2 separate regions of the Mus musculus genome follow, and region 2 is linked to region 1. A link is a contact called in ENCODE Hi-C data. All regions are on one chromosome and are shown on one strand. Each heading gives the region's core, a stretch centred on a gene start or an enhancer-like site at or near the end of the contact. The rest is flanking DNA. Distances are from core to core; before and after follow the strand shown.

Region 1 (6,394 bases), core at 3,358-5,857:
TTTAGTTAGGGTTCTAAGGTACAAGAGTACATACCATAGTACATAGAGTCAGAATCCCTTTAAGTACATAAAACTAATTAAGAACACTAAAACATCTTTTTCTTTCTTTTTATAAGGTTTATTTATTTTATGTATGTGAGTACACTGTAGCTGTCTTCAGACACTCCAGAAGAGGGAGTCAGATCTCATTATGGATGGTTGTAAGCCACCATGTGGTTGCTGGGATTTGAACTCAGGACCTCTGAAAGAGCAGTCAGTGCTCTTAACAGCTGAGCCATCTTTCCAGCTCCTTCTTTTTGTATTTTTAAGACAGGATTTCTCTATGTAGTTCTGGCTGTCCTGGAACTTACTGTGTAGACCAGGCTGGTCTTGAACTCACAGGAATCCACCTGCCTCTTCCTCCTGACGGTTGGGATTCAACCTCATGGATTGCACACACGTGGCTAAGGCACCTTCCTGATGGGCAGCACGCCAAGGTCGTTACAGTAACTTCTAGGGAGAAGGTGGCATCCATCACCTTATATTTCTGCCACTCTTTCAATGCCCGGCTCAAGGGGAGAAAGCAGCACTCTGCATGCCTCAGGGGTTTCAGTCTGCCATGAAACACTGCCATGGACAGAACGCAGGAGGAAACCTTGTTCTGCCCACCCTGCCATCGGGAAATGAAGGATCATCATGGCTGCTTCACAAATAATTGCATTTTACACTTCACTGAACTTTATGAGTGATAGGCCCTGCCATCAGTAGCTGGGGAATCAGAGTCACTGTGGAAACAGCACAGCAGACTTGGATGTCTGGGGTTTGAGGTTTTTAGAATGTGTTTGTTTGGAGAGATGGCTGGGCAGGTAAGATCACTGGCTGTTCTTGCCAAGGTTCAGAGTTCAATTCCCAGCACCCACATGGTGACTCACAAACATCTGTAACTCCAGTTCTAGGGGGATGTGACACCCTCTTCATACACATACATTTTTAAATAAAAATTTTAAATTTGTTTGGTGGCTTTGGGTTTCTTGAGACAGAATCTATCCCTGTTTAGTTCATGTTGGCCTCAATACCTTTATCTTTTGAGACCTGAGCCTCCTGCATGCTAGGATTACAGATCACAACCCCCAGTCCTAGCTCTAGGATCTCTTAATCTTTCCACTGATTAGATTCTGGCTGGCCTTGAATTTGTGATCTTCCTGAGTCAGTGCCCAGGCATCTAGAATTACGAGTCAGCACCACTGAACCATACTAGCCTGGCTTTCTTTTAGGGAATGGGAGAACCAAGAGCGGTTCTGCAATTTTTATCCTGTTACCCACGTGCTTTTCAGAGTTGCTGTGTGTGTGAACTGAGGGCTTCCAGCAGGAGACGTGTGAACAGACAACATGACTGCTCCAGTGAATGGCTAAGTGGAAGGTTCTTGTTGTACGTATGTATAAGGGAGAGAAAGGACAGCCAGAGGCACCCGGATGAATCCAGAGCAGAGAGAAAAAGTAAACTGAGCATGGCCAGCAGAGTGGACTTGGCCATGAGAAGGGGGTGGGGTGGAGAAAGAGCCTAACAGGAAAGAAAGACAGGAGAGGAGTCAGAGTACAGAGCCTTTGCAAGGGAATGAGCGGCTGTGGGGAGGGAGCCCGTGAGCTGGTTAGGGTAGGGTATGAGAAGAATTGAGAAGAGACCTGCATGGACTCTAACAGGTCCTGTGACCCTAAGGGAGTCTGGAGGCCAGCTTACACTTTGGTATGCTCATAGACACTCGAGATAGCCACTTGTCCCAAGTTTCTTTCGGACCAGATTGTGTGTGAGAGTCAGCTTTCCCTTCCAATCACAAGGACTTGAAGTAACCAGTTTATAAGGAAATCAGGTTTGTCCTGGCATGGGATCTTAGAGATCTCGGGTTTGCATCTGGTGGCCCTGCTTGGAGGCCTGTGGTGACACAATATGGCAGAAACGGACACTGGGGGGGGGGGAATGTTCAACCCATAGCCAGGGAATTTGGTGGTATGAACAGGGGTGTGGTTGGGGTCCTGTGATTCCCTTCAGGGGCATGACCTGCAGATCTCTCACCTCTTATACAGTTTCCATGCCTCCCACCAGCCCTGCACAGGGTGACCCAGACAGAGCTGCCTGGGTGCTCTAAAGTATGTGCCAAGAATCAACCTCTTACTTCTTTTTCTTCTTTCTCCTTTCTTCCTTTCTTTCTTTCTTTCTTTCTTTCTTTCTTTCTTTCTTTCTTTCTTCCTTTCTTTCTTCCTTTCTTTCTCCCTTTCTTTCTTTCTCTCTCTCTCTCTCTCTTTCTCTCTCTCTTTTTCTTTCTCCCTTTCTTTCTTTCTTTCTTTCTTTCTTTTTTCTTTCTTTCTTTCTTTCTTTCTGTTAGATTGGCCTATAGGTAAGGCTGTGGGGGGTTGTGTTTTATAAAACAGAAAAGGAAGCCAGGGATGTGTTTGTAGAGTGAGGTACAGTGCAGGAGAAGGGATGCCTCTGCAGGACCATGCTGAGGGACCAGCCACACGACAGGTATAGGATAGAAGAGAGTTTATTTAAGGCATGGGGAGGGGAATTGAGGGAGTAGAAAGAGAGGAAGGCAGAGAGAGACAGAGAGAAAGGAGAGGAGTAGAGGGCGGCCATGAGCACGTGGGAAGGGGAAGGGAATGGGGAGAGAAGGGACAGATTAGGTAAGAGGGTAAAGGAGTAAGAGGGTGAGGAGGGGCCAGACAGCCTCTTTGATACTGAGTCAGGCATACCTGGTTGTTGCCAGGTAACTGTGGGGCAGAGCCTAGAAAAAATGCTAACGTGGAACATTTTGTTAATTAGTGATTGATGGATATGAGTGGACCCAGCCCACCAGCCATCTGGACAGATGTGTCCTTAGCTGTGTAAGGAAGCAGGCTGAGCAAGCCATAAAGAGCAAGCCAGAAACAGTGCCCTCTGGTCCAGTTCCTGCCTTCAGGTTCCTGTCCTGAGTTTCTGTCCTGACTTCCCTCAGGGATGGAGTGTGTCTGAGTTTCCAGCTGAAACCAATCCCTTCTTCCCTGTGCTGCTTTGATCACGATATTTTATCTTAGCAGTAGGAGACCTAACTAAGACAAGTAGGTTTATCACATTCACAGGATGATACATCCATCACCAGCAACTAGTGTTATGGTTTTGTCTTTTCTTTTCTTTTCTTTTCTTTTCTTCTTTCTTTCTTTTTTTTTTATTTTTAGTTATTTTCTTATTTTTTGAGACAATGTAATTTTTTTTATTTATTGTTATATGTAAGTACTGTAGCTGTCTTCAGACACACCAGAAGAGGGCATCAGATCCCATTACAGATGGTTGTGAGCCACCATGTGGTTGCTGGGATTTGAACTCAGGACCTTCCGAAGAGCAGTCGGTGCTCTTAACCTCTGAGCCATCTCACCAGCCCCTTTCTTTCTTTTTCAAGACAGGGTTTCTCTGTGTGACCCTGGCTGTCCTGGAACTTTCTCTGTAGACCAGGCTGGCATCATAGTCAAAGATCTGCCTGCCTCTGGCTCCTACTCAAGGAATGCTGGGAATAAAGGTGTAGCCACCATTGCCCAGCACATTAGAATGTTTCCATCTACACTTTGTTAAGAACAATACGTTTACTGCTTTGCTGAATGGCTGGAGGCAGCGCTCCTGTGGGAACAGTTTAGAGGGCGCTATGAAACAAGCCTGGACTATACACTGCAGAGGAGGACGGCAGGTGTGCAAACGGTGTGCTGGGGAGGGGAAGGAGCTGCAGTACCTGGAAATCCCAGGTTCCCAGAGAGGATTGAGGACACACTATCCAGGAGTTCCACGGAGGCAGGAATGAGTTGAATGTGTTCACTGGAGAGAAACCGGCTCTCCGTTAGAACGGAGAGGGTTTGGGCCATGATGAGCAGCGAAGGAGGCTGGAGATCAGAGGTGAGAGGTGAAAATAGGATCCCTACGCTTCACATGTGTGTAGGATGATAAACCTGGACCCCGCGGCAGGCACTGCTAGGCCCTCACAGTGGTGTGCCTGGTCATCTTGTCTGTGTGGCTGCTGAAGCCTGAGAAGGTTCTAGGCGAGTCTTAGGAGGGCCGCGGGGGTAAAGACAGGGCACTGGGCAGGCTGGCTAATGGAGAGCAGGTTAGCCCCAAGGGTGCCAGGAACTGTGGTTGTCCTACTCCTGCTTGCTGGCTAGGCAGCGCTCTCTCCCTCCTCCCTGTGCTGGCCTCTGCTTGGTGTCCATGCCTCCTGGGCTTCAGATCAGCCAGCCTCACAGGGTGCACTTAACGACAAACTTCAGGTTTGTGTGTTCATTCCACACTTCACTATTTTATTTGTGGTTCTGGGAATGAACTCCAGCGCCTTGCCCACGCGAGACACTCTACCCTCAAGCTTTATCCCCAGATGTTTGCTCACTGACTGGTTCGCTTATAAAATGGTTACAACGAACTGCTAGGAAGGTGAGAGGAAGGCTGTAGCACCAGGCCAGCTTGGGCTCTTGTGTGTAGAGTCCACAGACTGCAGAGTTTAAACTGCCAATACCCTGTTCAGAACAGCAGACTTTGCCAGAATAGGTGAAACACCTTAGCTAGATGCTCAGCTAGCCTTGGCCAACCAGCCAACTCGGGGGTGGGGCCAAGGCCTGGGCGGGGCTAGTGGGGGCGGGGCTAACAGGCAGCTGGTGTCACCAGCTCAGCAGCAGGCAAAGAGGCTCAAGAGGAGTTTGAGAGTGGAGGAACTGCACACCAGCCGCCGCGGGAGTAGGAACCCGAGAGCGACCCTGACAGTAAGCTCCGGGGACAGCAGCGGCACTCCAGCGTGAGAGTTGCGAGGGCTTCGCGTATCTCCCGCAGCTAAATGCGCTTCCCCTTATCCTAAGACCGATCCAGGCGTGCAATAGGCCATGCTTCTTAGTCCTGCATCTGATGCTCCATCCTCTTCCAGGGGCGTCAACCCCTTGCTTGCGCTTCGGAAGCAAGGGGTGGGTGCTGCGCCTGACAGCGATGCTGGCTCCTCAGCCCCCTGGTTTCCCCGCCCGCCCGCCCCCCCATGCATGTTTGTCCCTTGGGTTCCAGGCTTGCTACTTGCCCAGGCACCTGAGCCAATCCAGGTAGCTGAGGGCGCCGTCCAAGTGACTCTTAATTTTAACTTCTCCAGTCTGCACCTCCCGTCATTTAAACTTCCGGCGGCCAGAAGTCTGGATAGCCTTTCTGGCATCTGGTTGGCGGGATCAGGAGGGAGGTGGAGGGATCCGGTATGTATGCATGCGCGTTGACAGTAGGGCTGTGCCTTTGCTGGCATTCTGTGCTGCTGGCAGGATTGTAGAGATGGACATCTGCGACATTTGCTTCTCTGCCTCCGATTTCGGCCTGATCTTTTTTTTAAAGTCGCAGAGCCCCAGAGGCTCACATTGTTTTTACTGTGACAGTGACTTCCTCCCTCAAGTGGAGGCTTTCACTGGCTGTGCGTGGTCTGACTTCACACAAGACTTGAAGCTGAGGGGGCTGGGGGGAAGGGTGGAACAAAAACGTGGGCGTGTTCAGCAAAGACTTTCCATTCCCTAATACCCACACCAGGCGGGCCACGTGAGGGCTTCCTGTGTCCCTAAAGAAGTATGTTCAGTGCAACCGTGCTCAACGACACGGACTGACTGTTCAGACACTGCCCCCCACCCACCCACCCTGGGGATAGCAGGGAATGTGTTCTCATGGGCTCTGGGAGCTTTTGAATGCAGACAACAAACAAAATTCAAGGTCCTGGGTCAGATCCCCAACACCACATAATAAATAAACATATCTTTGTAAAATATAAATTATATTTGTGAGCTGTAGGAAATAGGAGGTCATAAAGAGGGAGCAGGACTGTTGACTAGAGAGGAAGAGGCCACACTTTCACACTCCAGAGGGTCAGGAGGGTCAGGAGTGCGCCTCACTACTCAGTATCCAGCTGCACAAGGCTGAGGAGAACATGCAAAGGCCCTGAGGCAGAGGTGCGCCTGCTGTGGGTGGCTTTTATGTCCTCAGTTGCCCTCTGGAAGAGAGACCAGAGTCAGTGAGGAGGCTCCAAGCTTTCAGCTGCCCCTCCGACCAAGAAAACAAGATTTCCCTAGACCCTCGGGTGCTCCTGGAGTCAGCTGGGTGACCTTCAGCACCATCCCTAATCCCCATGTTATCTGGTGTGACTGCACCAGCCTTTGGCTGTGCCTTACACACCTGCTGCCCAGATGAACTGAGAGGGAAATGCATGGGGAACAGAGGGAGGGATTTTTAGTGAAAGGGTGAGAGCCTCCACCAGACCCCTGGGGTCCAGTTTCTGCCCAGAGCCCAACTAGAGCACAGTGGTACCCACAAAAAGCCCTGTAAGGATGAGTAGTGTCTCTCCTCCATGCCCAGCAGCTCCAGCATGCCCAGGCATAGCCCTACTGATCTGGT
Region 2 (6,449 bases), core at 2,511-5,010, 820 kb before region 1:
GATTTAATCACACTGAGTATTGTATTAAAAATAGTAGGAAGATTACAGTGATCTTGTGCATAAGGTAGGTATTCTGTGACAGTGCCTGGAAGGGAAGGCACATGTGTGGTTCTCCAGGATCCACAATGGGGAACTGAAAGGAACTGTGGTCAGAGTCGGGGAGGAAGGGACCCAAGGGTGAGAGGCCGGGTGAAGTCAATGCAGTTTCCCTGAGGAGAGCAGCGATGAGTCTGCTGCTCCCAAATGTGGATAGGTGTTCACAGCTATTTTCTCATGACCTGGGATCACCCACCCAGCACAACAGAGGCACCTTGTACTAGATGTGATGCTTGGCAATGGTTAGGAGGCAGCTGAGCCCAGGTTGGATAAAGGGGAAGTTTTGGGTCCTTGGCTTTCTCGGATCCCGGGTCAGTTTCTATCCCAGTATTTATGTGCTCAATGTGATCCTGGGTCAGTTTTATTATTGTCCCTGAGTCTCACTTTCTCTACACTAGGAAAGGAGATGGTATCTACTCACTGTGATAAAAAAATGCAAATGACACCCAGAAGGGCTTCACCAGACACCAGCCCCACCCCGACTCCTGCTGCGATGCTCTCAGCGGCTCCCAGTGGGTGTAGTTTAGTGGTGGGGTTTGTAAAAATCTTGGGAGCTAGATAGATCTCAATGGTCTTCATTCTAAGTGAAGGCATAACCCCGTAGCCATTGGTTGAACTATTCAGTCACGCTGTGGGTGGAGCCAGAGCTTCACTAATGGCGGCCCTGTGTGGATGTGCTTGACCCTCCCACCCACACCTTAGCTCTTCTCCCTCCACACATGGTGGATGGGTGGGTGGAGACTGTCTTTGGGAGGAGGAGCAGGGTCATACACTGCTGACACAGTATTCCGAATCAGGACCTGACCGCCTCTTGAGATATACAGTAGGTTTATTTTTCTCACTTTTTTATTTTTGGTTTTTCGAGACAGGGTTTCTCTGTATAGCCCTGGCTGTCCTGGAACTCACTTTGTAGACCAGGCTGGCCTCGAACTAAAAAATCCCTCTGCCTCTGCCTCCGGAGTGCTGGGATTAAAGGCGTGCGCCACCACGCCCGACTGGTGCATGGTTTTAATGCCAGCAGGCAAGCAGATCATTGTGAATTCAAGGCCTACTGAGAGGCTCTACATAAAGAGGGTACAAAACAAAAAAAGCAAAGGCCATTTAGCACAGTTGAAGAAAACGCCAGCAGGACCAGCGGCAGCAGCAAGAGACACCCGAGGTATAGGTTTTACACATCCACTAGGCTGGGGGAGAATTTCCCTGAAGGAGAGCTCCGATGCTTTTTGTCTTTTGTCTTCTTTCCCTTCAGACAGGATTTCTCTGTGTAGGTTTTATCCACACTGGAGGAAGCTCAAGGAGATAGAACCCGGCTTTCTGGAGGACACCCAGGACAGTTGGAGGACACCCAGAACACAGTTTCACAGTCAGCAAGCTCACTGGTGAACTTAATGGGCACAGATACAAAGTGTATAAAACGTATTTCCTATGCTCTATGAGTATGGATGCCTGTGGCACAGAGCCCTGTGTGTGGCAAGTACTTTGTGAAGTTTTCCTGGGATGCTGCACTCTGGAAAAGAGAGGAACATTCTAGAGTGTCAAAGGAAGGGCCGGCCAGTCTGTGGAGACTTCTGGAGAGCTGGTGAGGTGGGGTAGATAAAGAGCAAGCCTGGGGAGGTCCAGAGACCACCACATCTGTTCAGATTCCAGCAGGCCAGGGTTTCTGCATGGCTGTCCCGTGTCCTGCTGAAGTTGGGATATTTTTCTGCAGAGAAGTATTTCTGGACTCTGAGAGCATCCAAACATATTTTTAGGCTTACTTCTTAGCTAACAGTCAGAGAAAGGGATCTTTAGGATTGATTTACCAGGGGCTGGGGTGTGGCTGGCCAAGGGTAAAGGGTTTATGCTCCACCTCTAGCTTTTAAAGAAAAAGATGAACTTGGTAGTTTAAACAGGCTGCAGTGAGGCTACAACTCACATCTAATTGCAAATTATGCAACCATGAGATTTAGATAGAGAAAGACCCAAAATCCATTAAGAACTTACTGATATACATGTGGTTAAAAAAACAAACAAACATTTCATCTACCTGAATGTACTGATTACAAATGGCAATTTCGTGAATCTGAAATAAGAGAATGTTATAAGGAATTATTGCCAGCTGCGTTTCCCAATGAACAGCTGCATCTAATTTTCACAATTAATTAGTAGGTCCGGATCCATGTCCTTACCTCTTCTAACTTATTAATAAAATTAAAAAATTTAAAGTTAAATGTTAAGGAAAAGCAGGAATGAGTTCTGTATGTACCCATGCCTTGCACACACAAACATCTTTAGTGAATATAAGGTATGATGTTGAATTCGTATACAGGCTTATTTGTGTGTGTGTGTGTGTGTGCAAGTGTATACATGAAGGCCAAAGGTTAGTGTAAGTTGTCTTTCTCCAACTGCGCAACATCTTGCTCTTTGAGACAGGGTGTCTCACAAAATCCTAGCTGTTACCAACTGAGTCCAGGGAGATCTGTTTGTCCCCAGCTACCTCTGTCCCCTTCATTATAGTTACAGCCTTTTGAGAGCACCTTCCTCTTGTTTTAATTTTAGTGCTGAGGGTCTCAAGTGCTCACAAAGTTCTTATTCTTTCAAGGCAGGGTTCTTTATCATCTGAGCTGGCTCTCCAGCCTCACTGGCCTGGTCCTTTTGAAGAAACTATAAACCAAAGTTTACAAGGTTTCCCCGCCTCTGGTCTTTTATTTTGTAAGTGAAAATGCTTATATGTCCTGTGGAGGGAACCCAACGGAACCTTGGCTCTGGGTTTGAGGAGTGAAGGATGTCTTTGGTATTAGTAGAATTTATCTCAAACGACATCCTTCCCATGGTGTTTTCCTGTGTTATTTGCCGCAGGACTCGGAGTAGGATTCGTCTTTAAGAGCTGAAGCTTAAGGGATTTGCCAAACTTTACGTTTAGAGGTTTCTTGATGCACACATCTGTGGTTTAGATTTCCACCCAGGGCAACCCCAACGGCAATGACAAATCAAATCGTGGTGAGCACTCTTTCTTAGGAAGGGCTCCGAGGCACGCACTTACTCACTCGTTTGTAGCTGAGAAGGTGACAGCGCTGTGCACCTGAAGCCACGCTGCGGATGAAAAGACTTATTTCAGCCTTGCATCTGAACCCACAGTGCTTCCGAGGCAGGAAGACACTCAGATGTATTTAATAAGGGATGTTGGAAATACCTTTAAAAACAGCACGGCGAAGTAGGGAGCTTTAACGAACTGCTTTGAACTCTCAACCCGAGAGGAAGGAAACAACCAGTGGTGGCAAGTGTAAGGGGGGGGGGGAGTTTGGGGGCTCCGGCCTGGGCCTGCTGGGGTCGGGTCCAGGCGGGACGCGAAGCCCGCGGGCTTCGGCCGTGGCCGGACTAAGCGCGCGGCCCGCTGGCTCCCGAGGTTACACACGGACCGAGAGCCGGGTGACAGCAGCGGACGCTTTTGCCTGGCGTCGCGCGAGCTTCACCCTCCTCCCAGACCGCCGGCCTAGATCGCTCCGCAGGAGGGCGCGAGCCAAAGCGCGGCTTGGTGCCTGGGCTGCGGAGATAAACCGGGTGGGGACGCCGGACGCTCACGAGCGGGCGGGCTGGACGCGCCACTGGCCCTCGACCAATCGCCAGCGCCGGCGATGATTCAAAAGGTCGAGGGACCAATGGGGAGCTCAGGGCAGCCTCGCTAGGGGCGGGACCTCGGGGGCGCGAGAGCGCGGCCGGCTGTGTCGCGCGCGGAGTCGCCGCTGGCTGCTGGTGACTGTCCTGGAGTGGCTGGAGTTCCCGCCGGAGCGCGGCCAGGTGAGCGTCGGCGCGGGACTCCGCCGCGTGTGGAGAGCGGGTTCCCCGGGGCGGCCGGCGAGGCTGGGGCCGCGCGGGCCGGAAGTCGAGCGCGGGTTTCGGATGGCGGACAACCCCCGATCCCCGTCTCGGACGCGCGCGTTGGGTGCCCCGGCCGGGCCGGGCTGGGCTGTGCTCGCCGCGGCTTCCCGGCCCTCGGAAAGCGGGCGGCCTTCGGAGGAGGGGTTAACCGCCTCTGGCTCCTGCCAGGGCGCCGTCCCGCCTATCCGGGCCTCCTGAGTGCTTCTGCGCGGTGACAGCGGACCTCGCGCCTCCAGCAGCTTCGAGGGCCACTCAGTGCGCGCTGGGGTGCGGAGGGCCTGCTCCGGGGCACTTCGGCGATGGCGGGCTGGCCTGGCGTTGCGCCCGCCCGCCCTGTGTAGCGCACTTGGTGTGCTAGGGCCGTGGCTCAGGTGCAGGAGCAGGACTAGATCTGGGGCTACAAAGTAGCAGCTGCTCTGAGGGTTAGAAGATGGGGCTACAGAGAAGCGCGGGATGGAGGACCTAATACGGACAGAGAGGGTGATGATGAGCGTTGACTGGGGAGTTGGGGCGGGAGTGAGTAAGGACTGTTAAGATTAGCGTGCTTTTGGGTATTAAGGGAAAAGGCCACTCTGCCAGGACAGCCAGCTTTCTCCTGCACGGCTCTGAAGGGGCACAGACCCTGCGAACGCCTTCCTGTTTGCGTTTTGCCTAGCAGGCCTGTGCCGGCTCAGGTGTTAAAGGGTAGCTGTGAGCCACCATTTGAGCTTTTTCTTTCTGCCACATTAAGTGAATTTGGGAGAGGGGGGGAAACGATTAAAGATCTTAGTAACGCACCGGAGCATCGTAGAAAGAAATCGGCCACACTGATACATAGTGTTATATTGTACCATAATATGTGAGGCGTTCAGTGCCAAATGACCCTCGGGTTAGCAAGAATCTGGGTTGACAGGAAAAAAGCCTGAGGATTCTTGAATTTCTGCGGTATGTGGTTGAGGGTACAGTTTAGCGAGTGACTTTTCTTTGCAAACAACCTGTTTGTTTAGGGAAGCCTGTGTGCGTCTCTTATGCGTTACTTGGGTGCATAAGAATACACGGGAGTCTGGAGCCTCCTTGTCCTATCCAGTATAATTATCTCCTGTTGGGCAATATTTTGGGATGTGTTATGTAGTTTCCACTGACTGTGTGGATCTTGTGCAAAGTGGCATTCATATCTTGTTGGCAGCCCATTTTTTTTTTTTTTTTTTTGTCTCCTAAGACAAGGTCGTTCTCCACATGCTATATAAAATATCACCATCAGTGTCAGTTCATGGTTTGTGTTGTTGTTGTTGTTTGTTTTTTTGAGACAAGATCTCTGCACAGCCTTTATTGTCCTGGAACACAGTGCAGGCTAGGCAGACCTTCAACATACAGAGGTCTGTTTTCCTCTGCCTCCCAAAGAATGGGATTAAAGCCACCATGCCCTGCTAGTCTCAGTTCTTTTCCTCCCTTTTTTTCTGGGGATCAAATTTTATATTACACATTATAGGCATATTTTTGAAAAATTGAGGCTCAAATATCTACTGGGTGCCTTGATTATGTATTACCTACTATTTAATAAGTAATAGAATTTTTTTTTTTTTAAACTTTGACTTGTGTTCTTTGTTGGACTCATAGTTAATGTGGTGTCTTCAAGATGCAGTAGAGAAACAGCAGTGAGTCTAGGGCCATACCATTCTAATCCTCTGGATTTCATCAGATCTCTGAAGCCAAACAGGATCAGACGTGGTTAGTACCTGGATGGGATGAATGGCAAGGATTGGATGCTTCTGATAGTTCAGAATAAATCTGTTCCAGGGCCTTTTAAAGATGCAGGCGGTCCCCAAGCCACAAAGTGCTCCTATTGCAAGTTTTTGAAGTGTTGTTTGAGATCCTACTGGCACCTTCATATAGAAAGACATTGTGGGCTTTCTCAAACTTTGGAAAGAGTAGGAGAACCTAATTGATCTGGGGAGGAAGAGAGGTGGGGATTCAGAGAAGGAAGCCCAGCACATTTCCTTCCTCTTTGTCCCGGGCAACTTGGAACTGAGTGTTGAAATGGACAGAGTTTTCTGTTGTCACCTTCCTTTTTTGTGCCCCTCCTCCTTGTGCAGATGTGAGCCAGTGCTCTCCTGCTTCCCGAGGGCCCTCATGGTCGCTTCTGCCAGTCTGACTTCATTCCTACAGCTCCCAAGCATACTCCTTATCCCAGAGATGCTATCTCACAAGTTAGGGGGACTGAGGCAGGCTCAGTAATGAACCTCTTATCACCAGATAAGCACTTTCGTTTTCTTTCATCTGTTGTCTGTCTAAACAGATGGAGCTTGGGAAGTCTTTTTTTGTTTTTTGTTTTTTTTTCCTTCAGGGGATTAACAGTGAAGAAATGTTATTTAGAAAGACTTTCTTGGGAGGGGTAGGTAATGCAACTTTCTCCTTAATTCCACAGTCTGCAAGAGTCTTTAGCGTTCCTGTAGAGTTGCATAACCAGCTCTTGGCCTCCGGAGTGTGTCTTTGTGTGCTTGGGTGATGTATGGAGA

What was found. Hi-C counts contacts between places; a loop is a spot of excess contacts on that map.
Region 2: a map of T-helper 1 cell shows a loop between it and region 1 (2.6-fold over the local background). The contact joins the promoter of Lbr here to the promoter of Ephx1 in region 1. A Hi-C loop is called at or near these places in 2 of 37 maps with a recorded cell type or tissue (T-helper 1 cell and T-helper 2 cell).

What each region holds. Positions count from the first base shown.
Region 1 is chr1:181,015,782-181,022,175 of GRCm38, reverse strand. It overlaps Ephx1 (epoxide hydrolase 1, microsomal), which reads left to right and starts at 4,607. Exons shown (of 9, transcript NM_010145.3): 1 at 4,607-4,749.
Region 2 is chr1:181,839,712-181,846,160 of GRCm38, reverse strand. Lbr (lamin B receptor) reads left to right here and starts at 3,760. Exons shown (of 14, transcript NM_133815.2): 1 at 3,760-3,873.